Regions from separate parts of the Homo sapiens genome. Here region 2 is linked to region 1. A link is an interaction called in ENCODE POLR2A ChIA-PET data of the cell type or tissue named here. Cell type or tissue: HepG2. All regions are shown on one strand. Each heading gives the region's core, and the rest is flanking DNA. Links, peaks and the distances in the headings are about the cores only.

What was found. ChIA-PET counts read pairs that join two places held together with the same protein. Peaks named below come from ENCODE experiments on the same cell type or tissue, not always from the same donor. Only the 100,000 strongest peaks of a DNase experiment are listed, where the experiment ranks them.
Region 2: POLR2A ChIA-PET joins it to region 1 with 5 read pairs; 3 of 35 experiments call an interaction of 5 or more read pairs at or near these places.

Annotation. Positions count from the first base shown.
Region 1 is chr9:123,459,870-123,471,997 of GRCh38, reverse strand. The region is part of intron 13 of DENND1A (DENN domain containing 1A); the gene reads left to right. Among named protein-coding and RNA genes, the nearest start is that of MIR7150, 20 kb to the left of the region's middle. RefSeq lists an enhancer at 1,434-1,728. In HepG2, for the core only: no CTCF peak of the experiment used is centred there; DNase peaks (open chromatin) are centred at 4,277, 4,797 and 6,517.
Region 2 is chr9:123,592,908-123,605,035 of GRCh38, reverse strand. The region is part of intron 11 of DENND1A (DENN domain containing 1A); the gene reads left to right. Among named protein-coding and RNA genes, the nearest start is that of MIR7150, 110 kb to the right of the region's middle. In HepG2, for the core only: a CTCF peak has its summit at 6,917 (motif pointing right); no DNase peak of the experiment used is centred there.

The DNA of each region.
Region 1 (12,128 bases), core at 2,670-10,669:
GGAAATTCACTTGCTTCCCCATTTCTTCAGAGCCCCTGGGCGGTACAGAATCCCCATCCAGAGATTCTGGATTCCTCGGTCTGGGACTGCAGCTGCAGAACATGGAAAAGGACATTTTTGTGTAGAAAATCGTCTGACATATCTTGGATTTCCTAGAAGCCCAGGGGAAAACTGTGTTTGGGTAACTGAGCGTGCTCAGAGCTCGGGGGTGTCGTGGGAGGAGCCTGGACTTTGGGGTCAGAGAACTGACTTCAAGTGCGACTATGGTTCTTCAGCTCTGTGGCCTTGGTCAAGTCACAGCTCCTTCCTCTCTAAGATGAGGCTCAAGAGCCTGTCTTTGTAGGGTTCTTACGAGAAGTCAACGTGCAGCCACAGAGAGTTGCCATGTCCTGCGGCGTCCCAGCCCTAGCAGGCAGCTTCGTGGAGGTTCCTTTTCTTCTTGCTGTACGTTGCGGTCTCGCCTCCACTGCCCTGTCACATGTCCTGCACAGGTAGCGCGTGTCACATGCACTGAAATGGGGCTGCTTGAGTACAATCACTTGCCATCTGCTTTGGGCAGGAAACCATCCTAATTTGGGGTGGAAAACAGATCCTTTCTTAGCCCCTCCGCTAAGAGTCAAGCCCCCCACTAGGCACTTTCCATGCCTCGATTGTCAATCCCCACACAGCCCTGTGAAGTAGGAAGTAGCTCCCCCATTCGGCAGATGAGAAGGTGGTCTCTGAGGGGTTAGGGACTTGCCCCACGTTCCAGACATGTTAAGTGGCAGAGCCTGCATTCCCACGCAGTGTCTTTCACTGTTCCCGACTCTCCCATCATGCACTGTGCATCGTGACACATTTCTCTATGAGAGGTTGTGGCAGACCTCGTAAAGAAAAGCCTTTTCTATATCTAGAAACAACACATTCACATTAGAAAGCACCTTGGAGACTTTCCAAGCTTCCCATTTTACGGAGGAAGAAACCGAGGCCTAGGCAAGGAAAAGGAATCCAGACCAAGTCAGGCATTTGACTCCCCTGGCGCTCTTTCCAGTTCCTGATGCTGCCACGTGCTCACGACTAGAAACTTCCTACCGAAGTCTCCTGTGTACCAGGCCCGTTTCAACACCAGAGACTCAGCCCTGCATGAGTGACGTTCGGAGGAGGAGTGATAATAAATAAGGGAGTCATGGGGCTAATAAATAATTCTGACAATTAATCATGTGGACAGTGCCACAGAGCACCCCCCAGAGGACTGTGTCACCAAGCGATGGGTGGGCAGCACACCTTCAGGGGGGCCTGTCTCCTCAGTTAGGGGGTTAGGGCTTTTCATTTGTGGAGACGAATTTGTGCCTCTTCTGTTTTATCACCATGTCCTTTTTTACCTTGAGATCCATGAGTCTCATATTCCCATTGCTGCAGCTACATGGGTTCTGCGGCTGATTGCGTTTCAGATAGATTCTGTTGCTCTAGGGGCCTATCAGGTCCCTGACACGTGTCCTCTCTCCAGTGCACTTCCTCAAACCGTGTTCTCCTCACTAGGGAAACAGAAATCTCTAATCAGCTTGGCGCTTCCTTTCTTGGGACTTTGGATGCAAGTGTCATTGTGTTGAAACCGGGAATCTGGCCCCTGGTGAGAGTGAGGCAACCCCTGGCGCTGGCCACGTGGTTGAGCCAGCAGGTGTTTGAGGTTGAGATTTCAGTGGGCCCCCATTTGGTTTCTGTGCTAGGGAGAGAGCTGTAGCTCTGCGGCAGCACAGGGGTCGTCACCGTCTCACTCATGTCAGCTCTCACCTTGCGCCACCGCTGCACTGTGGACTCACCCTATGTAATGGGGTTGAATGCCTAGAGCATGACATAGCTATTACCTCTATTGTATCTGTAAGAAACAGAGGCTCCAAGAGCCGAGATGGCTACAGCAGGCATAGAGTGCAGCCAAAACCCACTTCATTTCTCCAAAGCCCTTTCTGTTCAACATCACCTTAGAATCCCTGTCTGAATTGCTACTAGGGCAGCCCTGAGTGGCCATTGATATGTCAAATACAATCTTGTGATTACCTCTCTTAATCAAACATAAATAATATTGTGCTGCATGAGCCCCAGGGCCAGACAGACTTCGTTTCAAACTCTGGCCCTGTCATTGCCCAGTTCTTCACCCTCAGGCAAGTGACGTCCCCTTTCAGAGCCTTGATTTCCTTATCTGTAAAATGGAGATCATCATCCTACCTACCTCACGCGATGCTGTGAGGAGTAAGTGAGCTAATGCATGTAAAACCACCCAGTGCTGGTTTAGGGCTCAGCAAGCGGTAGCTGTTTTTAATCACTGCACCTGCTTTCCTCTTAGAGCCGATTCCCATCTGCATTTCTTATGGGAAGAAAATCTTACGCTAGTATGCATGAATACCACCTTCATTGTGTCTCCTTAGCTTCCACAGGCCTCCCAGCTCATCTGCCGTTCCTGCACTAATCAGAATTTCCTGACTTCTCCCTGTTTGTCTCGGTTAATGCAGAAGGAAGGGGCTGCTGGCACAGAGGAGCCGAGGCGTGGGCCGACACGCCTGTGATTTGAATGTCTTTACTGTAATCTAGCAAGCGCGTGTGGGGGCTTCTGTCAATACCAGAGCGGCCGGCCAGAATGGGCAAATACTGGCAGCCCGGCCATGCCTGCCCCTGCAAATCATCAGAGTAGCTCTGGGCTGACACCCACATTTCCCCTAACTTAAATCATCTGAACAGTGAGCTGGCTTCACGATGAGACATTGATTCTTTGTTTAGGGCTTGTTATAGTGACAGGGGCCCAGACTGGGAGTCTATTTCTGACATGCCTCGGCCACCGTGCAAATGGTTCAGAAAGCTGCCTTGGTCCTGTCACCCCAAAATGTGGCATGTCCCCACCCAGCCCAGCCAGAGTCATCTGACTATAGCCATGCAGTGACCCACCTTCCCAAGTCCACCTGATGGTCCTGGGATCCCTGGTAACCCAGGCCCTCTGAGGGCAGGGAAGGAGTGTGTGTGGGCTCAGGGGTCATTAGACCATGAGCCCTGGGACCTTAGGCAATGTGCTTCACCTGTATGGGCATCCCTTCCTTATCCATGAAGTGGAAATCATTTCAGAAGATCTCCCTTCTGGCGAGGATTTGGTGAGTGAAGGATGCAGGTCATCTGGTCCCAAACAGGAGCTCAGCAGACCTTGGCTGCCTTCTCCTCACACTCACGCCAGTGTCTGGCTAACCTGAAGTCATTGTCATCTAAGCCTGCTGTCCCCACTCTCTCAGCTTTCTGGTAAACAAGGTCTTGGCATTCTTTAGGCCAGACACCACACTAGCTTTTTCCATGTTGGCCGGGACCTCACCCTGGCTCCTTGGCAGCTGCCACAGCTGACCCTGTAAGAAGAAGCCGTCAGACCAGCACAGCGTTCTCCTCCCAGCTCTGGGAGGGATGCTGAGGCCCCAGCAGGGAATTTGGAGGCATTTAAACAAAATGCAACTGAGATGGGACTGCTGGTGAGAAATAGGGCCAAATTCCCCAGCTTGCTTTATTCTTAAGTTTTTAAAAAGGACTGTCAAGTGGGTCCAGGCTCTGTGCTGGTCACTTTCACCTGTACCAGGGGTTGTCCGCCTTAGCTGCACTGGAGTCAGTTGGGGAATTTCAAAATCTGTGACTCTGGCATTGGGGATTAAAATAACCCAGGTAATTCTGGTGAATAGCCAAGGATGAGATCTGTGAACCTCCACCATCTCATTCATCCCTGCTTAATCCCCCAGCAGTCCCCGGAGGCAGGTAGCTCTACCCACATTACATGTGACAAGAATGAGGATCTAAGAGGTGTAGTCACTTCCCCAGGGTGGCACCAAGAGCAGCAAGGAGCAGAGCTGAGAGTGGAACCCCCCAATCTGCCACTTCTCAGAGTGACCATGAATCAGAGCCTGCCTTCTAGGAACTTGCAGTGTGCTGGGGACAGTCCACCTGGGTACAGGTGGTGGTTGGTGGAGACATTTAGTGGGAAATGAGGTCCTCTTCATCTGAATGATTCAAGTAAGGTTTCCCCAAGGAAGTACCATGAAGAAGGCAGCCAGGAGTGAGAGTGCACAAAATGCTCAGGGTGTGGTGGACAGCCCAGAACCTCTGCAGGAGGAGATGTGTGTGTGAGTGAGGTGGACAGGGTGTCATAAGCAAGAAAGGCAGCTGGAGAAGGTCACTTAGAGCCTTGAGTGTCATGCTCAGGAACCAGGCTGGCCCCACCTGCATGGACCTGTGCAGTCACACAGGGCCCCAGGCTTGGCTTAATGCTCTGCTGTCACCGTCCTGAAATTCCTAACATTTTTACCTTTGAACTGGTGTGGGGATGTTTTGTTTGTTTTGTTTCAAGACGGAGTTTCTCTCTTGTTGCCCACGCTGGAGTGCAGTGGCGCGATCTCGGCTCACTGCAACCTCTGCCTTCTGATTTCAAGCGATTCTCCTGCCTCAGCCTCCTGAGTAGCTGGGATTACAGGCGCCCGCCAATATGCCTGGCTAATTTTTTGTATTTTTAGTAGAGATGGGGCTTCACCATGTTGGCCAGGATGGTCTCCATCTCTTGACCTCGTGAGCCACCCACCTCAGCCTCCCAAAGTGCTGGGATTACAGGCGTGAGCCACCACACCAGGCCTGAACTGGTGTTTTATAAATGGGACAGTAGAGTAAGGACATTGGCAAAGGAGACACGCACAGAACATGTGTCTCCATGGGGCCTCGCCATCCCAACCCCATACAATTTTCTAGTGCCTGCAGCACCAAATTCCAGTGGACCCAGGATGTGGGGACATTCAGCAGGACTCTACGTGCTCACAAAGTAAACATGTCCATGTCTGACAGCCCCAAGAGGCCACACTTTCCATTAGAACCAGAACTTGCTTCAAATACAGAAAGAAGGCAATAATGTTTTTTTGTTTTGTTTTGTTTTGTTTTGTTTTTGTTTTTTTGGGTTTTTTTCCTGAGACGTCTTGCTCTGTCACCCAGGCTGAAGTGCAGTGGTGTGATCACGGCTCACTGCAGGCTTGACGCCCTGGGCTCGAGACTTCTTCCTGCCTCAGCGTCCTGAGTAGCTGGCATGACAGACTTGAGCCACTAGCCAAGCCCGGCTAGTTTTTTTTTTTTTTTTAAGAGATGGGGTCTAGACGGGGTCTCTCTGTGTTGCCCAGGCTGGTCTCAAACTCCTGGGCTCAAGAGATCCTCCCCACTCAGCCTGTGATGTTCTAAGAAACATGAATGACCAAGGAAACCTATCATATTTCTTATTTATGTTACTTTGTACTTAGCCAACCATTTATCCTGAAAATGATGACATAGAAGGAAAGGCAAAGATAAAACAACCATGGTTCCTTTACCTTTCTCATCAGTAAGCTGGAGATAGATAGAGAATGTGCAGATAGCAAGAAGTGAAATAGGCCAGGTGCAGTGGCTCACGCCTGTCATCCCAGCACTTTGGGAGGCCGAGGCAGGTGGATCACTTGAGGTCAGTTTGAGACCAGCCTGACCAACATGGTGAAAACCTATCTCTATGAAAAATGCAAAAATTAGCTGGGTGTGGTGGCAGGTGCCTGTAATCCCAGCTACTCAGGAGGCTGAGGCAGGATAATCACTTGAACCCAGGAGGCAGAGGTTGCAGTGAGCAGAGATCACATCGCTGCTCTCTTGCCTGGGAGAAAGAGGTAGACTCTGTCTCAAAAAAAATAAATAAATAAAAAGGCAGGCACGGTGGCTCATGCTTGTAATCCCAGCATTTTGGGAGGCTGAGGCAAGAGGATCATGAGGTTAGGAGATGGAGACCATCCTGGCTAACATGGTGAAACCTCACCTCTACTGAAAATACAAAAATTAGCCGGGTGTGGTGGCTGGCGCCTGTAGTCCCAGCTACTCAGGAGGCTGAGGCAGGAGAATGGTGTGAACCTGAGGTGGAGCTTGTAGTGAGCCGAGATCGCGCCACTGCACTCCAGCCTGGGTGACAGAGCGAGACTCCATCTCTAAAAAAATTAAAAAAGAAAAAAAGAAATAAAAACAATGGCGTTAGTTTTGTGCAGTGTTTCCACTGTCTGATGAGAACAAAATACAAATGTATAAATGCATGTACAAGCTATAAAATACAATTGTACATATGAGTTAGCATTTAAAACTGGCATTGCACAAGGCCAAGCTAAATGACAAAGTTCATGCCAATATAATTTACATTTTTATTTTTTCTTATAATGACATTAAATAGTACATTTAAAAGCATCATGATAGGTCTAAAAAGACACCATAAAAGAAAAAAGGTTTATATTTTAGTTCGGCACTTCTATATTTTAACAGCACTTTTTTCCTGCATATTTATTTTATATTTGGTCTTGCATATTATGTTGCCAGCCCTGGTAAGACCCAATCTCCACCCTCAGGGGAAACAGTTATTTGTTGAAAGTCTATTGTGAAAGAATCTATTTGTTTATCATCTGTTTTACTCTTCAAAGCAACCCTGTGAGGTAGGTTGGCATTGTATAATTGTCACAGACGAGGAGGGACAAGTTAGTCACCTAAGAGCACATAGCTAGTACAGTCAGGGTCAAGGTTCAAATGCAGGTCTTTCCACCCAAGCCACATTCTCACTCCACCATGTTGTGTCATCTAAATTGATCAAATAGAAACAGAGTTTTAAGTTTCCATACAGATGCCTCTACCAAAAAAAAAAAAAAAAAAAAAAATCAAAGACAAAAACCAGCCCTCTGGTGTGCTAGCTGTCACACTGTACTGTTGTTATTTGCTCCCTGAACTAGACAGGATTCTTTGATACAGGAGCTTTTCTTTTTAATGTTTTTTTTTTCTTTTTTTTGAGACGTAGTCTTGCTCTGTTGCCCAGGCTGGAGTGCAGTGCCACAATGTTGGCTCACTGCAACCTCCACCTCCCGGGTTCAAGCGATTCTCCTGCCTCAGCCTCTCGAGTAGCTGGCTGAGTAGCTGGGACTACAGGTTTGCACCACCACGCCTGGCTAATTTTTTTTTTTTTTTTTTTTTTTTTGTATTTTTAGTAGAAATGGGTTTTTGTCATGTTGGCCAGGCTGGTCTCAAACTCCTGACCTCAGACAATTCGCCTGCCTCGGCCTCCCACAGTGCTGGGATTACAGGCATGAGCCATTGTGCCCGGCCTTTTTAACTTTTTATTATGGAAAATTTCAAACTTATACAAAGTCAGTGAACCCATCTCCCAGCTTCCACTGCTATAAATATTCCATTATTCTATTTTTTAAGTTAAAAAAAAAGTTTTAATTAAAAATTTTGATTGTCCTTAAATATACATAAAATTTGCCATCTTAACTATTTTTAAGTGCACAGTTTAGTGGCATTAAGTATATTCACATTGTTCCATCTCCAGAAGTTTTTTTGTCTGGCGAAACCGAAACTCAGTACCCATTAAAAAACTCACCCTTCCCCCTGCCCCAGCTACTGGCAAGCACCATTCTTTCTGTCTCTGTGAGTTTGACTACCCTAGGTACCTCATACAAGTGGAACCATGCAGCGTTGATCTATTTGCGACTGGCTTATTTCACTTCACGTAATGTCTTCAAGATTCCTTTATGTTACAGCATGTATCAGATCTCTTACTTTTTAGGGCTGAATAATATTCCCTTGTGTGTATATGCCACACTTTGTTTATCCGCTCCTCCACAGATGAACCCTTGGGTTGCTTCCATCTTTTGGCTGATGTGAGTAGAGCTGCTATGAACATAATGTTCTGCCATTCTTACATTATCTATATTTTCATCCACTTCTCATCCCTCATTTAGTTATTACTGTTTGTACCAACTCTATTTTATTCGTGTTTGCATTCCCCTAACACAGAGCCTAGACCATAGTAAGTGCTTTAAAAATGTTTGGGTGTGTGGATGGATCTTCCAAAAGTATGTGTTTTCTTAATTTTAATTTGTATTTTATTGTTTTTAAGTTATGGGGTACATGTGCAAGATGTACAGGTTTATTACACAGGTAAACATGTGCCATGGTGGTTTGCTATACCTATCAACCCATCACCTAGGTATGAAGCCCAGCAGGCATCAGCTCTTTTTATTATTATTTGTTTTTTTATTTTTAATTTTTTTTTTTTTTTGAGCTGGAGTCTCGCTCTGTCTCCCAGGCTGGAGTGCAATGGTGTGATCTGGGCTCACTGCAACCTCTGCCTCCCGAGTTCAAGTGATTCTCCTGCCTCAGCCTCCCAAGTATTTGGGATTACAGGCACCTGCCATTATGCCTGGCTAATTTTTGTATTTTTGTAGAGATGGGGTTTCACCATGTTGGCCAGGCTGGTCTTGAACTCCTGACATCAGTTGATCCGCCCACCTCAGCCTCCCAAAGTGCCAGGATTACAGGCGTGAACCACTACTCCTGGCCGACATTAACTCTTTTAAATGTTAAGCAAGGTCCATAAAGAGGTCTGAGATTCTTTCCATTTCTCATAAGAATCTCATAAATGTGCACATAGAATTTTGATAAAAATTAAATCAGTAAAAGAAGAATGTAATACTCTATGGGTCTTCAGAACAAGGAAACTTGCTGAAAAATCTGATGAGAGATTTTATTTTTATGCCAATAAAAATATCAGCAATGCTGTGGATAGAGTCATTTATTTCTGGAAGTATCAAAAACCTTTGAAATCACCAATTTTACCTGTTAACAAGGATTCAACTTATTAATGATAGTGTTTCCGATGGATTCCATATGTCAAGAAGATAATCCAGGAGTAAAACTTGTCTTTTTGTAACAAAGTTCTCGACAGGGTTAAGCAGCTGTGTTTTACTGTCCTTCAGGTCATACTTGGAAAACTCTGCTAATGTGATCTAAGCTTGAACACTCACGGCCTGAATTCCCTGAATTAACACTGCTATCAGCCAGTAGCCCCAGCACCTAGAATGTCACCTAAGAAGACAAAGGGCTTAATCAGCCTCGTAGAACTAAATCAGCACTTCAGGGGAGAATAATGAGACACCTTGCCTTACTCTTCTCCATGCACAATGGAGTGGGGGCCGCCATTTTTACTTGCAGGACGCAGGTGGACGAGCTGGTGGGAGTGGCTTGGCACCTCACCTTGGGCCTGTGGCAGAAAGAGCCTTGACAGCGGTTTGTTTACTCCCAGGAGCTGTTTGTCACTGAAGGGCTGGTGCTTTGTGTGCAGGAGAACCTAAAGGGTTCCAATTTTATTTTTTTTGTTGTTTTTATTTTTTGAGATGGAGTTTCACTCTTGTTGCCCAGGCTGGAGTGCAATGGTGTGATCTTGGCTGACTGCAACCTCCGCCTCCCGGGTTCAAGTGATTCTCCTGCCTCAGCCTCCCAAGTAGCTGGGGTTACAGGCGTGCGCCAACACGCCCAGCTAATTTTTGTATTTTTAGTAGAGACAGGGTTTCACCATGTTGATCAAGCTGGTCTCGAACTCCTGACCACAGGTGATCCGCCCACCTCAGCCTCCCAAATTGCTGAGATTACAGACGTGAGCCACCGTGCCTGGCCAGGGTTCCAATTTTAAAGAGAACTCTCCTGTCCAGGGAGGTCTCAGGGCAAGCATTTAGGACTGAGGCTGCAGGGAGAAGCCAGGCCTGCAGTAGACCACATGCATGCTGCACACCTGGGTTTGGGAAGCCACCAGCTGTTAACCCTGACTCTGCAATGTCTGAATCCTGTCACCTGGGCAGATGTCTTTACCTCAGTTATTCCTCTGTAAAATTTGAGTGTAATTTCGACTTCATGAAAGTTTCCAGAATGTTAAAAAGAGTTGTGAAGTGCGTAGCACTGTGCCTCACAGAGAGTTAAACTATGATTATTGCCTTTGTCTTACAAGGTGAGTTGCTCCAGGGAAAAGAGCCCTCTGTGCCTGGTGCCATTCAGACCTTTATGCATGGTTCTGGGTGACAACGTCACTGCCTTGCAGCAGGATTAAGATAGAAGAGTTGGGCCCTGAACAGACAGGATTTGCTCACCTAAGTCCTATTCACCCTTCCAGGCGCAGCCGAAGTGTCCACTTATCATGTTTTCTGACCTGCCGCCCTGGAGAATTTGCCGTTTCCTCTTTGGACTCCTGTGGACACTTTACCCCCCACCCCACCCCACCCTGGTAACACTACACCATGTGATAGACTTTCTTCCCATGTCTAATTCACACATCTGATGCTGTTCTTTAAGCTCTTTTCAGAAAAAGCCCCTTGTCACATTTCCCCTGACTCTTTCCCTTCCATGCCCATGTCCTGTTGCATTTTTAGGGCGCAGACATCTTGTCCGGGGGATATCACCTCCCGTGAGCACACAACAGGCCCAAAATGTTTATGTCTCCCCAAAGGCGAGATTCTTTCTGCTCTCCTGCAGCTAAATTCTGCCTCAGACTACCTCATCTACGAATCTGGTTGCAAACTCTCTTGAATGTATCGGGCCCTCAGCAGACTTCTTCCTGGCAACCCTGAGCCAAAGCTCCAGGAGTGACTGCCAGCCACTTCAGTGAGCATTTCCTTGGAGCAGCTCAACTCCCTGTGCATGGGTGCCACTTGCCTGGCATCGAGCTCTGAGACCTCTTTACCATCAGGCCAAACAGTGTCAGAGACACACTGAGACCACACAAGGCTCCTGTGGCTGGAAGCAGGGTTCAACTCATTTCGTGGTTCTTTAACCAGCATCCCTGAGCTTCTGATTAGGGGCTGGGCTCTTCCTGGGGCGTACAGAGATGAGTTCAGCCTCTGGCCCCTTGAGCTCCTGGTGAGAGGGGATACCAGTGAAGACTATCCCAGCACCCAGGAGTGCACACGGCACTGGGATGAGTGACTGCCACTCAGAGGCCTGCATGTGTCAGGAGGACAGTCCAGGCAGAAGGAATAGAACTGGCAAAAGCAATGAAGAAGGTGAGGAAGGAAGGATGTGGTGTGTGATCATGGGATGCGTTTGGAGCATGAGGTATGTGGAAGAGCAGAGGCAAAGTGACACAGAAGGACTCTAGGAAAGGAAGCCAGGGTCAGCTTTGGGAGGGTGCGTTTGCTGGTTAAGGAGCTCTCCCTTTCCTCACCCCTATTGGGCCCTTGTGTGTGCCACATATGTTGCCAGGTGCACAATGTTGAACAAAACAGACACCATTCCGGCCTGCGTGAAGCATATAGTCTAGTGGGAAAAAGAGACATTAGTCAAATAATCGCACAAAGGTAACATCTATGCAGAGTTCCTGAGTAGGATAGTGATGTGGTCTAATTTGCATTTTAGAAAGCACTCTAGCCAGAAGAGCTGGAGTAGAAGAGGGACGAAACAGGAGAGGAGTGTGGAGTTAAACCTCCACCGTGGTTTAAGCCTGTCCAGGCCTACGCCAAGGTAGGCGTAGATGGAGAGCCGGGGGTGAGCGTGAGACAATTCACAGGTAAAATAGGAAGGAGTTAGAAAGTCTGATAGGTCCACTGTGGGTAACTGTGGATAATGACAGTTAAGAAAAAAATAGATTTGGGGCGCAGTCTTGATGGGATAGTAATTGGAAGTTTCAGGCTATTTTGAGTTTGAGACGCCAGCAGGCCATCAGGTGGAGGTTGAGATGGATGGGTATAGAGCTTCGGAAAGGTGTCTGAGCTGCCAGGATTTGTCAGGAGTCATCAGTGGATGAGTGATGCTGTGTGCATGGATGAGATCACCTGGAGAGAGAATTAATTGCCCTGCTCTGGTCCCAAGAGTGAGAACAAAACTTCCAAGCCACAGGAATGGAATTCTAGCTGAGCTTGTGTTAGTTATCACTAGCTGGTTTCTCAGCTGTTGAGCAAGGAAGATGTAAACCCATGCCAAAGTAATAAATGGCACATAAAGCTATTTTTCCCAAGGAACTAGTGTGGGGTTTTTTTCTCGTACACAAAATAAAGTTTGCATTGTTTTCCTTCTTGCTCCAGCAGCCAGGAAGCTCAGAGCTAATTTTGTAACTTAACTTAGATGCCACATAGGACATACATACCCAGCTACTTTTTTCCCAAACAAATACTTTTTATATATCTATGTATTTGGCAGCCCTGATGTTTTTCTTTGTTGTTTTAGATGCTCATATAAGCTGCCTCAGATCCTTTGTAAAATTAGGTAGGGTGTAACTGTATAAAAATAAATATTCTCCTTACCCTAATATTTTTGGGTCATCCTCACAGCCCTTG
Region 2 (12,128 bases), core at 1,404-9,403, 130 kb before region 1:
ATTTTCTCACCTGTAAACTGAGGATAATGGCTGTGTCTCCCTTATGGGATCACTGGGAGGATCCAGTGAGATAATGCCTATCAGATGCCCAGCACAGTTCCTGCACATAAAGAGCTCAACAAAGGTCAGCAATCCTTGCTGGTTTTACTTCTTTAGTGGCCTTCAAGCCGTTTCCATTGTTAAGCTGATGGCTTTGAAACTGTGTTTTAGGAGCTCTTGGGTTCCCAGGATCATCATCCTCATGTCCTAGGGAAAGACAGTTTCAACACAATTGGTTTGTGCCTGCCTCGTTTTCTCCTGGTCTGCAATGCAGAGGCACGGTACCAGGCTTGGGAGTGACACTTCTGTAGAATTTGACAAATGTACTTCCAAACCCCTGCTTGACCACTTCCCTGCTGTGCTAACTCCAGCCATGATACTACATCTTTCTGTATCTTGCTTTCTTCCTAAGAGCTGAGTCCTGTATATGGACAGCATATCCCAGTGTCTGGCATGTGGTGGGGACACAATATACATTCCTTTCTGCAACAGAGTTTTGAGAGCTTTCTGTGTACGGGGCACCATGTTTATACTAGGGGCTCTGTATAAAAATGGCAAATGTGATATAATATCCACCTTCACAGGATTGTGTGTAGACCAGATGCAGAAAAATATAAAGTAATTGTAGTGAATTTGGGATGCTGTAGGCTCTGGGAGGAGAGATGCTGACCCTAGCCTTGAGAATAATGCTTCTCAGAGGAAGAGAATGCCCACACTGAAACCTAGTAGATAAATAGAAGAATTAGATAAACCAGGGAGCAGAGAGCAGCATCTGCAAAGACTTAGGTGTAGGCAAAGGGGGCTTTCCAGGAGATATGAGTAGTTCAGCCTCCGATAGGAGCATGAGCTGAGGTAAGCAGGCCAGGCCCAGCCCATCCAGGGCCTTGGAGGCTGCAGTAAAGAGTTTGAACTTTATAGGGCAATGGAGAGCCATTGAAGGGTGTAAATAGAGGAGGGACATGGTCAGGCCTTCTCCTTCTGGGCCATTAGAAACACAGTCCTTCCGTATAAAATGCTTGGAAACCACTTAACCATGTTAATAAAGTAAATTGATATTTGCAAAGATCAAGGTAATTCTTTAGGAAATTACACATCAAAAACATGTACATAAAATTCAGATGGGTCAGTGTCCCAAACCTGAGCTTCTTTGCTACCAAGCTGTGACAGAGGTGTTTGTAGTGATGGCTTTCTTCGAAGTATTAGCACCACTTTTACTAGATTGTGTCTTTTCTTCTATGTTTTCAAGTACTTTTTATGAATTAGTTACTTTTTCTACACCTCAGTTTAAGGGTATGAATGTATTTTATGTACTATGTGGTAGTTCAAGGCAGTAGGTGCAGGGGGAGTGAGACCCAGGGACCAGTTGGGGGGCCCCCAGCTGCTTCTCCCCTCTAATGCAGTTTCAAGAGGCGTGTGATGGGTGCATGGGGAGCTCCTGGCATTCTGCTGCTTTCACCATCTTTTACCTAGGAATGCTTAGCCATGGGTCCCTAGAAGCCTGGTTTTTCAAACATACAAGTGCTTAAAACAGCACTGAGCCGCCATTCAGAGGACAGCATCCAGGTGCCAAATCAAAGCTCATCTTGGTCTCGGGATCCAGAGGCCACATTTGTCTATGTCTACAACAAGGTTCCCAATTTAACTATGGAGCTTTTACACAAAATAATATAGGATTCATTTATTTACAGGCAAGGGGAAAGTAATGGGATTTTTTTTCCTTTGCATTTCAAAGAACTGGAATTTCTGTCAATTGAGTTGGCACTATTTTAACTAGTTTTTTCTTTTCATTTTTCCCCTGGCATAGAAAGTCTTTCATGCTTTGTTCCTTTCTCTTTTTTTGATATTTATTTTTTAACAGAGTAAAGAAGAGTGTTTCTTGTTTACCATTGTACCATTTTGCTTCTTTGTATGACTCCACATGTAGACAGAAGTAAGATGTAGTTCACATTTGTTAATGCTGCAATTGATGCAAAATTCTGAGCCATAGTTACATCCAGGTATAAATGGTGACTTGTATATGTGTCCTCACAAGAACAGAGATGTTCCATGTGACATTTATTAGTGCCAAGTGATCCTATTCTTGCTTTATTAAAAAACAGCCTGGGCAACACAGTGAGACCTCATCTCTACGTAAAATTAAAAACAACAACAACAACAAAACTAGCCAGGTGTGGTGACACACAGCTATAGTTCCAGCTACTCAGAAGGCTGAGGCAAGAGGATCACTCAAGCCAAGCCCAGGAGTTCGAGGCTGCAGTGAGCCATAATTGTGCCACCGCACTCCAGCCTGGGTGACAAAGACCCTGTCTCAAAATAAAATGAAATAAAAAGTGATATTTGCATGAAAAATCTCACCTGATAGTTTCATTCATAGGCTCATGGCAAGAAAGGGAAAGGGTTGGAGGAGACTTTAACATCTTTTGAGTACTTGCCAACCACTGTGCTGAGGACTTGACCTGTTTTCATGTTTGAGCGTTCCTCAGACACTCTCTGCGAAGTAGGAGATATTCACACTTGCAGATAGGGAAGCTGAGGCTCTGAGAGGTAACATACAATTGGCGCTCTGCATCCACAGGTTCCATGTCCACAGATTCATCCAACCACAGATCAAAAATATTTGGAAAAAAATATATGAAAGAATATAAATTAAAAAGCCAATATGGTATTGGCTATTTTTGTATAATATTTGTATAATTGTTGTATAATAGTTGTTATATACAGTATCACAACTATTTAACATTTACATTGTATTAGGTATTGTAAGTAATCTAGAGACAATTTAAAGCATACAGGAGTATGTGCATTGGTTATATGCAAACATTATACCCTTTGGTATCAGAGACTTGAGCATCTGCAGATGTTGGTATTCACAGGGGCCCTGGAACCAATCCCCCTCAGATACTGAGAGACGACTGTAATTTGTACCCAGGCCTTCAGCTGCAAGGGGTTTATCAGAGCCTCTGATCTGCGTACCCTCCCATCAGGCCATGTGGATTATGCCTGTGCCATCCCAGTCCTGGGCAGAGTCCCCACCTGTCCTGGGCTCTTCCTTCTCAGTGCTGTGTGCTGGGGATTGTGGTGAGGAGGGGAAAGGAGGGCTTACAGCTGGTGGCCCCATATTCCTCCAGAGACAAGCTCTGAGTATACTTTGACTGGGACCTGGTTAACTTATCTGGTCCACTCTTACCTGGTCCACTCTTATCTGTAAAATTAAATTGATATTATCCACATAAAAGACTTGTGAGAATTAACTGATATAGTTTATTCAATTAAATCAAATATGAAGAGCTTTTTAAAAATACTATGCCAAACATTCATTTTCCTAGTTAGTAGTATAAAAATAAGAGGCAAAGTTTATATCAGTGAAACCCTGGGTGGAGATTGCTTTATTTTGTAAAGAAAAAGGTAATTGAACGGTGGCTTGGTCCTGGAATTTCCTTAGCATGCTATGTGTTCTCATGCACAGTCATCACTTATGAGTCTCGTACCATCCAGAAGCTTCCTACTGCAAACGCAGCAGGCTCTGCTCACCTTAGGCCTCGAGGAAGGCCCTGGATTGAGTGGATAGATTTCCCTTAGAAGCTGTCTCCTCTTCACAGTAAGCATTTGCTTTTAAAATGAATATGAATCTCAAATGCCACTTATCCTAATGTTGGAATTAGTTAATATAAAACAATTTAAAGCTCTAGCAGTAATTTATGTAATCAAAGGGAACAAGTACTTCTGGCTGAGTTAAGTATCTCTTGCAGTCAGTACGTTTTCAGTCTAACTAGTCATGATGGAAATATTCTCACGTGAGATGGAATAGCCCTCTGTTACAGATGAGAAAAACTCAGTAATGATGAGGAGAATCCCAGTAAAAAAATGTGAAACCATCATTGATGCTTTTGTTTTCGTATTTTCCTATCATCATTTATGTCATTATATATAGGTTGCATTTAGCAATGTTAAAACTGGCTTCAGAGAAAACTTAAAAGTTTATAAATTGTTACCAAGAGAAGCCTGAATGAGTCAAATTCCTGCCAGATTGAGGTAAGGAGCAGTGGGCAGTGAGCAGGGGGACTGTGTAACAGAGAGCTCGTGGGCACTGGAGTCATATGGACCTGAGTTCATATTCTAGTTTCACCACTACTAGATCACTTTAAACAAGCACCTTTTTTTTTTTTATGATGGAGTCTTGCTTTGTTGCCCAGGCTAGAGTGCAGTGGTGCCATCTCAGCTCACTGCATCCTCCGCCTCCTGGGTTCAAGCGATTCTCCTGCCTCAGCGTCCCAAGTAGCTGGGACTACAGGTGTGCACCACCACACCCGGCCTAAGCAAACTCCTTTGTTTAAATCAGAAATCAGTTTCTCAGAGGAAAAGGGTATGGTTACTACATCACACAGTTTGACCACTTTGCACAAAACTATTCTTTTGCTATCCTCTTAAAAGATTCCTGCTGGAAATACCTATACATAATAATCTTGACCATTGAATGAGGGTCTACTAATGTGCATGCCACTTTGGCCGTGTAATTTCTAATTGCCACCACTCTGAGAGAGGTGCCCCTGTTTTGCAGATGGGTACGTTAAGGTGCCTCTTTGAGCCCCAGACTCCTCACTGGTAAAATAGGTAGTTGCCCCATTTCATAGGAGTTTTCAATGAGGAGTAAATAAGAAGGTACATGAAAACACTCAGATTGGTGTCTGACACATGGTGAGTGCCAAATAAATGGAAGTGATTATCAATATTATTTAGGTGTAGAATTGATATCCTTCCCTTACAAAGAAACTAAAAGACTTATCTACCTAAGATTGACTCTGCCCTCCTTTTTCAACCTGTTTTTATTTTTCTAATGAGTGACTTTTTCTAAACTGACATTAACTTAAACTTACTTTTTAACTGAGCCCGGCCACGTGAGACTGTTGACTTCATAAACTCCTTGCAAGTGATTAGGGGCGGGGCCATTGTGGGAGCTCAGAGACCAGCAGTGTGATGATTGAAGAGCCGTACCCTTGGCCTAGACAAATCCCACTTGAAATCTGGGCGCATGTGGTTTTGTTTAACACCATGCTCAGCCGACTCATGGTATGGGTTTGTGACCATCAGGCATTTGTTGTTGATATGTGAGGTCACCACAGTAGGGGTGTTTGTCAACCAAATTAAACTTCCTCTTAATGACCTAAAATAATTGATTTGGAAGGCCGTTAAATGGGCCAGGGCAATGTGTAAGCAAGCCGAAATCCGGCATTTTCTGCACAAATTAATGCATGTTCTTGTTCTGTTTGTTCGTGTTTTGCTTTTGTTGGGGAAAATGTGGCTGGACCATGGGCTTTTTGAGCAGTCAGTGAACCTGAGTTTGAATCCCAGCTCTGCCATTTATCTATCTGTAATTTGGGCAAGTCGCTGAGCTTCTGTGGGTGTGTGCCTTAATATCCCCATCAGCAAAATGAGGACACCTGCCATAAAGTGATGACAATTAGAAATAATATGACCGAAGTGCCATGAACATTACTAGGCCATCACCCTCTGGTAGCTATTATTATGAATAAAATATTTCCAATAGGCATCTCTAGAAGATAGCTCAACAGTCGTTTTGTACAAAGAGGTCAAACTGTGATGTAGTAACCATGCCTTTTTTCCCCCCTGCTAAACTAATTTCTCCACACACTACTCTCTGTACTAAAGTTAAACATCCAGAGAGAAAAGTGTGTTTAAAAATGGAGTCTATAGATCTCTCTTTACATATTGTTTGATTCTCAGCTGATTTCAAGATGAAATTAAAGTTGGACACTTAAGAGATATGCCGTTTAGGCTACAAAAGAAGTAGGTTTTTTCTTTGGCTATTGGATTCAAACATTTATGATCTAAGTTCAGGCCTTTGCAGGTAAAGCTTGGGACCACCATTCTATGTTTGTTTAGAAACAAAGGCATTGACTGGGGGCTTTTCTGAAGTATGATGAACAGTGGCACTGAAGTTTTGTTTTGTGGTTGGAAGTTATCAACATCCCTGAGAGTGGTTTATGTGTCTTGCCTAAAATCCTTCCCTCCATAAACCCAAATATTGACAAAAGCTAAAAGGTGCAGATTGGAGCTGTGCCTAGACTCCTGGACACTTCCTTAGCCAAATATAATGTCTGCTAAACCTTGGTGCCTAGGAGTCCGTTGTTTCCAAAGATCCAGTGGTAATAAATTTATATCCTCCCTCTTCAGCATTTAACTGCAAATATTTTGTACTGACCGAATGGGTTAAATTATGAAGCTTGATAAGTACATATGCACACTACCCATCCCTAGCTTTAGAAGAAGGGGGAAAAAAAAGAAAGAAAAAGATAGCTATGATTTTTGGATGTCATCCCAATTTTTAAAAATAAGAGAATTTGGACATTTTGGCATATGGGGTTTTTTAAATGAAATTTCATGGAACTGAAAACAGTCAATTTTAGGTTTCCAAAAATTGTTTAGATTTTCGCTGGTATAAATTTGCTGCACATGGTTTTGGGGAAGTTCTGAGAGATGCATTTGGGACTTTGGGGTTGGTTTTTTTTTTTTTTTTTTTTTGAGATTTGTGATTGAGTTTTAAAAGGTGATTTTCCCCCCTCCCCCAACCTCAAAGTGTAAATCAGGGGAGATCAGAGTTCCATTTTCTAAGGACACTTTTGGGTAATGACATCATTATGCACTGCTGCACAACTGGACTTGGGGCTGAGTTATTGAGCCTTGTTTCAGCACCATTTGGACACTGCACAGTATATTCCCCTTCCCTGCCTCGGAGTGATTTTGGCCGTGCCATTAGCAGCAGCTGCTGGTGATAAGCACCGGGAGAGTCACCTGTGTAGGGTCAGGCTTATTGCACATCAAGGTTTGGCAGTGTCAGAAGAGAGGGAAGATGCCCAGGAGGGGGCTCCAGGCCACCTGCCGAGTGAAGATCAAAGGGTTGAAAGGTCAGAGGGCTCAGCTCCCTTAACTGTATCTGTCTGTGCAATAGCTATTTCAGATTGTAAATCTTGGCGATTTCATTAAGTCCTCCTGGCTGCTACTGGGGCATTGAAATAATAAAATTTTATATCTATTGCCTTTCCTGCCTCTGGCAGCCAGGCTGATACGTTGTCTGCAAGATGGGGTCGTCTTTATGAAAACCTTCCCTGGAATGATCTGAGTAGCATTAATGAAGCCTCAGATTGGGAAGTTGGGGTTCATAGGACGTCATCCTCAGCAGGAGGGAGGGGGTTTATAAATAAAGAAGACCCACACAAACCATTTAGCAGCCTTTTAGATTTGTGTAGCACCTCTCTTCTGAAAAGCAGGTCAGCAAAATATTACCTATTGCTAAATGTTTAATCTTAGGAGGAGGGGTGCACTTTCTCACTGCTGCTGCTTATTAAATAGCCCCTGTTCTAATGACCCTAGGGCCCATCCTTTTGAATAACCCCAAGAGCAGCTATACAGGTCTCACTTCTCACTCTGCAGACCTTTTGGGTGCTTTTAGAGACATGTCTCCTGAATATGATTTTCCAAGTATTTTTCCTAGATCTTAAAGTTGTTAAGGACTGTGAGGGCTCCTAGGCTCGTGGGTAGGACAAATCAAAGTAATAGCTGCCCCTTTACTGCCCATATGTTTAAGACCCCCTGTAGTTTGTTTGAAAAGTTAAGAGATTTTCACAGTGAAGGTGCCATTTCTGAAATTTAAAGTGTTCCTTTTCACCGCAAGATAAGTTCACTCTGATTAAGTCCGTAATTCTCACTAAGCCATGTTTATGGGGGCAATAAACAATGTTTCAGCGTGCTTGTTAAATTGGGTTTCCAACCTCTCCACTCTTTAAAAATTGACATTTCAAATAAAAGGCAGGTGGAGATGGGAGTCGGGCTTTGCAGTGCTTAGTGATGAATGAATGATGGCAAGTGGCAGTTGTGTGGGAGGAATGAGGTCCTATTTTATGATAGGGTGACCCCAAACCATTTGGGGACTAGGGAATCAACATCCCCCACACTCCCAGTGAAACTCTTAAATTCAAGTTCTATTGTTTCACTTTGGATGGATGCTATTTTGAACTACTGCCAGACACGTTATGCTCATTATTTAATTTTCATAATGCATCTGTGCTCTGGTAGTGGGGCCCCTATTTTACAGATGATGAAATATAGGCACAGAGAGGTTAAGTAACTTGTCCAAAGTCACACACATAATTAGGAGGAGCAGGATTCAAACACAGTTATTTCATTGCATGAAGCAGTTTAGTGTGTACAAAAGAAAACTATTATACTGGCCCTACTTTTAGGGCTTGCTTGCCACTGTGTTTCAGCACTCTGGTAAGTCTATACATGGAGGTCACAAGAGACGTGTGGAAGTGGCCACTGTCCTCAGTATTTGCTTAGCACCAGCTCTGTGCCTGGAAAGTGGAGGAGGCTGCACAGCGAGGAGAAAGGCACCAGGCTTTGGGGTCAAATCCCAAGCTCAAATCTTAACTCTGATACTCTATGATCTGGGGCAAATTACTGTACCTCTTGGAGCTTCAGGTTGTTCTTCTGTAAAATGTGAATAATAAAGCTCATTTCAAGAGGTTGCTTTGAGGATATTTTAAAATAATACATTCTAAAATATAGGTAAATATAAAATATGGTATGTTCAAAAATTCAACACTGCTTTACAGGTACCAGTGGTAAACATTACCACAGTGTATGTGAATAGCGTAAGGTTTAAAGCAGTTATTTTAAGGGGAAAGTGATAGCGCACAGGAAACATCACTAAACAAGTTTTAACTGCAGGCCAAAGAATCTGTTGTTCACTGTGCTTGGCATGGGGTTTAGAGATGACAACCTGAGGCGGGGATAGGAGTAGTCAGGAGGGTTTTCTAGAAGAGCAGGATCTGCTGGGTGGCAGTAACGTGGCGAGCTATCTCTGGGCCATGCTTCTCATCTTATGGAGTGCTCTGCCATATCATCGCATGTTTGTGCTTTGCAGCTGTGGGGAAAGGTGTTGACACCTTTCTTGTCCTCTTTTTACACATGAGGAAACTGAGTCTGCAGCAGTGGGAAGCCTGCTTCAGTTTGAGACAAAACACCAGCAGAGTCAGAGTGTGAGTAGGCTCCCCACTCCGTTCTGGATGGCAGAGTGGAGGCCAGGCTGGATGGAGGTTCTGTGTTGGGGTGGATTTCTAGAGTGGATTGCTAGGAGGACTGGCAGAACCCAGCTCCCAGAGGGGGGCCAGCTGGCACTGACCGAGCGTCTGCTTGATGGTGGACTCTGTATGAAACATGTGTTCCCAGTGTCTCCCCCAATCTTTTCAACAACCCTGAAGGTAAGGAGCATGACCTCGGCTCACAGCAAGGGAAACTGGTGCTAGAGAAGGCTGAGTGCCTTGCCTGAAGCTGCCTAGCTGGTAAGTGAAAAGGCCAGGACCCCAGCCTGGAGACTTTCTGGCCCTGGGCCCAGGACCATGTCGGGGAGAGAATGGGGCTGGTGGGTGAGTGGGAATGGTCCACTGGTCTGCTGCATACTACTGTGCCCTTTCTCAGATCTACCCACAGCCCATCCACAAGGAGAGGCGGGGAGCCCCTTGAGTTCAGAGATCATGGTTTAATCGTCTCTGTGTCCCTAAGACCTAGCGTAAAGTTGACATGAATGACGGCTCCATACGTGATGTACCAAATGAGTGAGTGAATGAACACCCAGTGGATCGATGGCCAGGAAAGGGGCCATTAGAGGAAGAGCCCCTTTGCTGACCTGGCTTGAGAATCCCTGGACTTGTTAATGAGAGTCAGTGCCTGTTACCTTGTGAGGGGTGGATTTGGCCTGACCTGGGAGGTGCTTACACCACTTCCCTCCTCTGCCAAGCTTCTGTTTCTGTTTAAAGCACACTGGGAAATTCCAGCGGTGTTTTCAGGGCTCCTCTGAACTGTCAGGCTTAGATTTTTAATTTTGTGGAGCAGGAAGGAGCAAATCAGCGACTCTTGGCTCCAAAGAAAAGCCACTGCGTTCATCAACTGCTTGGCAGCTTGGTGACCTTTGGGGCCTGAGGAAGGGAAGGAAAATGTCACTCTTCCCTCTTTGTGTATCTGAGATTTCAGGAGGAAATAAAGAGTTTAGAATACCTGAATGTTTGCCTTTCCTTTCCTGTCCTATCCACTTTCCCTCTTATTTCTCTTTCCTTTCCTCCTAGGAGGCCACCAGCTTCCCATGCTGTTCTTTGTTATGTACTCATATATATGCACATGCATTTGGGCACATTTTGTGCATGCTGTGTAGTGGAAGGAACACTGGCTCATGGAACCCAGATTCAAATCCTTTCTCTGATGCATCCAGTTGTAAGAACACGGGCAAATTATTTAATCTCTAGCATTGTTTCCTCATCCATCAAATGGGTATGATTCTGTAGGAAAGTCTCCCCTCCCTGGGAATTTTAGTGGAGTCTGGGTCAGGCATCAAAATACTTAAGGGCTTGATTAATCTGGTATGCCTAACAAAGGTCCGTTATATTAGTTGCTCAGTATGTTTGTTGATTGAAACAATGTGTCAGAGCAAATAATGCCATGCCTTGGGTAGAATAAAGGTATTGCTGTTCATCTCAATGCCTACAGCCAGTGTTTCTTAGCCATGTGATTTCCGACGAGTTATTTTACCTCTCTGACCCTCAGTTTCCATCTCTCTCCACAGGGACTTCATGGGAATTACATTAAATGATACTTGTAAGGAGTTGGGCTGTGGGAGAAACACAACAGCTAGTGGCTGTAATTTTGTTGTTGTGTGTGTCAGTAAGATGATGGATGCAGAGCATGTCACACAGTTCCTGATACACACAGGCCTCTGTAACATTGGCTGTGGCTTGGACTGATACGTAGCCATAGGAGTGCAGTTGGAGAAGAGAGGCATGTATTAGTCCATTCTCACACGACTATAAAGAACTACTTGAGACTGGGCAATTTATAAAGAGGTTTAATTGGCTCAGGGTTCTGCAGGCTGTACAGGAAGCATGGCTGGGGAGGCCCCAGGAAACTTGCAATCATGGTAGAAGGCGATGGGGGAAGCTGGCACATCCCACATGGCCAGCAGGAGAAAGAGAGAGAGAGGGGAATGCTACACACTTTCAAACAACCAGATCTTGGGAGAACTCACTCACCATCACAAGAACAGCAAGGGGGAAATTAGCCCCCACGATCCAGTCACCTCCCACCAGGCCCCTCCTCCAACACTGGGAATTACAAGAGGGCGTGAGATCTGGGTGGGAACACAGAGCCACACTGTATCAAGGCACCTGCTTGGAACCCAGCAACAGTCATTTAGAATAAAATTTTGATTAACAAGCTACTAAGATGTAATTTTTGGTTTAATTTTAGCCATATTCTCTCCCTTTAAAAAAAAGAAAAAGAAAAGCTCCCAAGAAGTCATACTTACAGGGGACATATAGTATAATGTCAGGAGCCACATCAAGTGTGCCCCTCTCACAGAGGGATCAACTTAGACTTAGTTTGAACAAATGCAAAGCATGTTGTGGGCATGATAATAACACATGACACTGTGCCCTCTCAGAGCAAAGTGTCTTTGCAGGAAGCCAGCCTAGACCCTTCCCCTTTGCTTGGAGGTCCCATTACTGCTCTCAGAGGTGCTGCCTTGGGTGCTGTCTTGGCCATGAGAGTAGATGATGCTTACTGGCTTTAGGCGTCACCCAGAAGAGAATTTTTTACTTAATCCTCTCACAACCCTATGTAACAAGTTGTTATAGACCCATTTTATGGATAAAGAAATTGAGGTTCAGCTAGGATTAAATCATTTACCCTTGGTCCTGTAACTAGGAATTGAGGAAGATAAAATCCCAAGCCCAATCTACCTGACTCCTGCTCCTCCTCAGGACTGCAAAGACGTCTCAGAAGGACCCCAACAATGTTGCAGCTTTGCCCTTCCCTGGAGGGAGGCAGTGCAGACTGAGAAGCAGTGTGTGTCCTGGAGCTGTCTGCCTTCACAAACACATTTTCTAACAGTGAAATAGAATCTCAATTGAGTCACTTCTATTATAGAATTATTGCTATCTTGATTTTTTATAATAATAACTAATACCTAGTGCTTCTGATACACCAGACACTATCCTAGGTATTACACATATATTAACTCATTT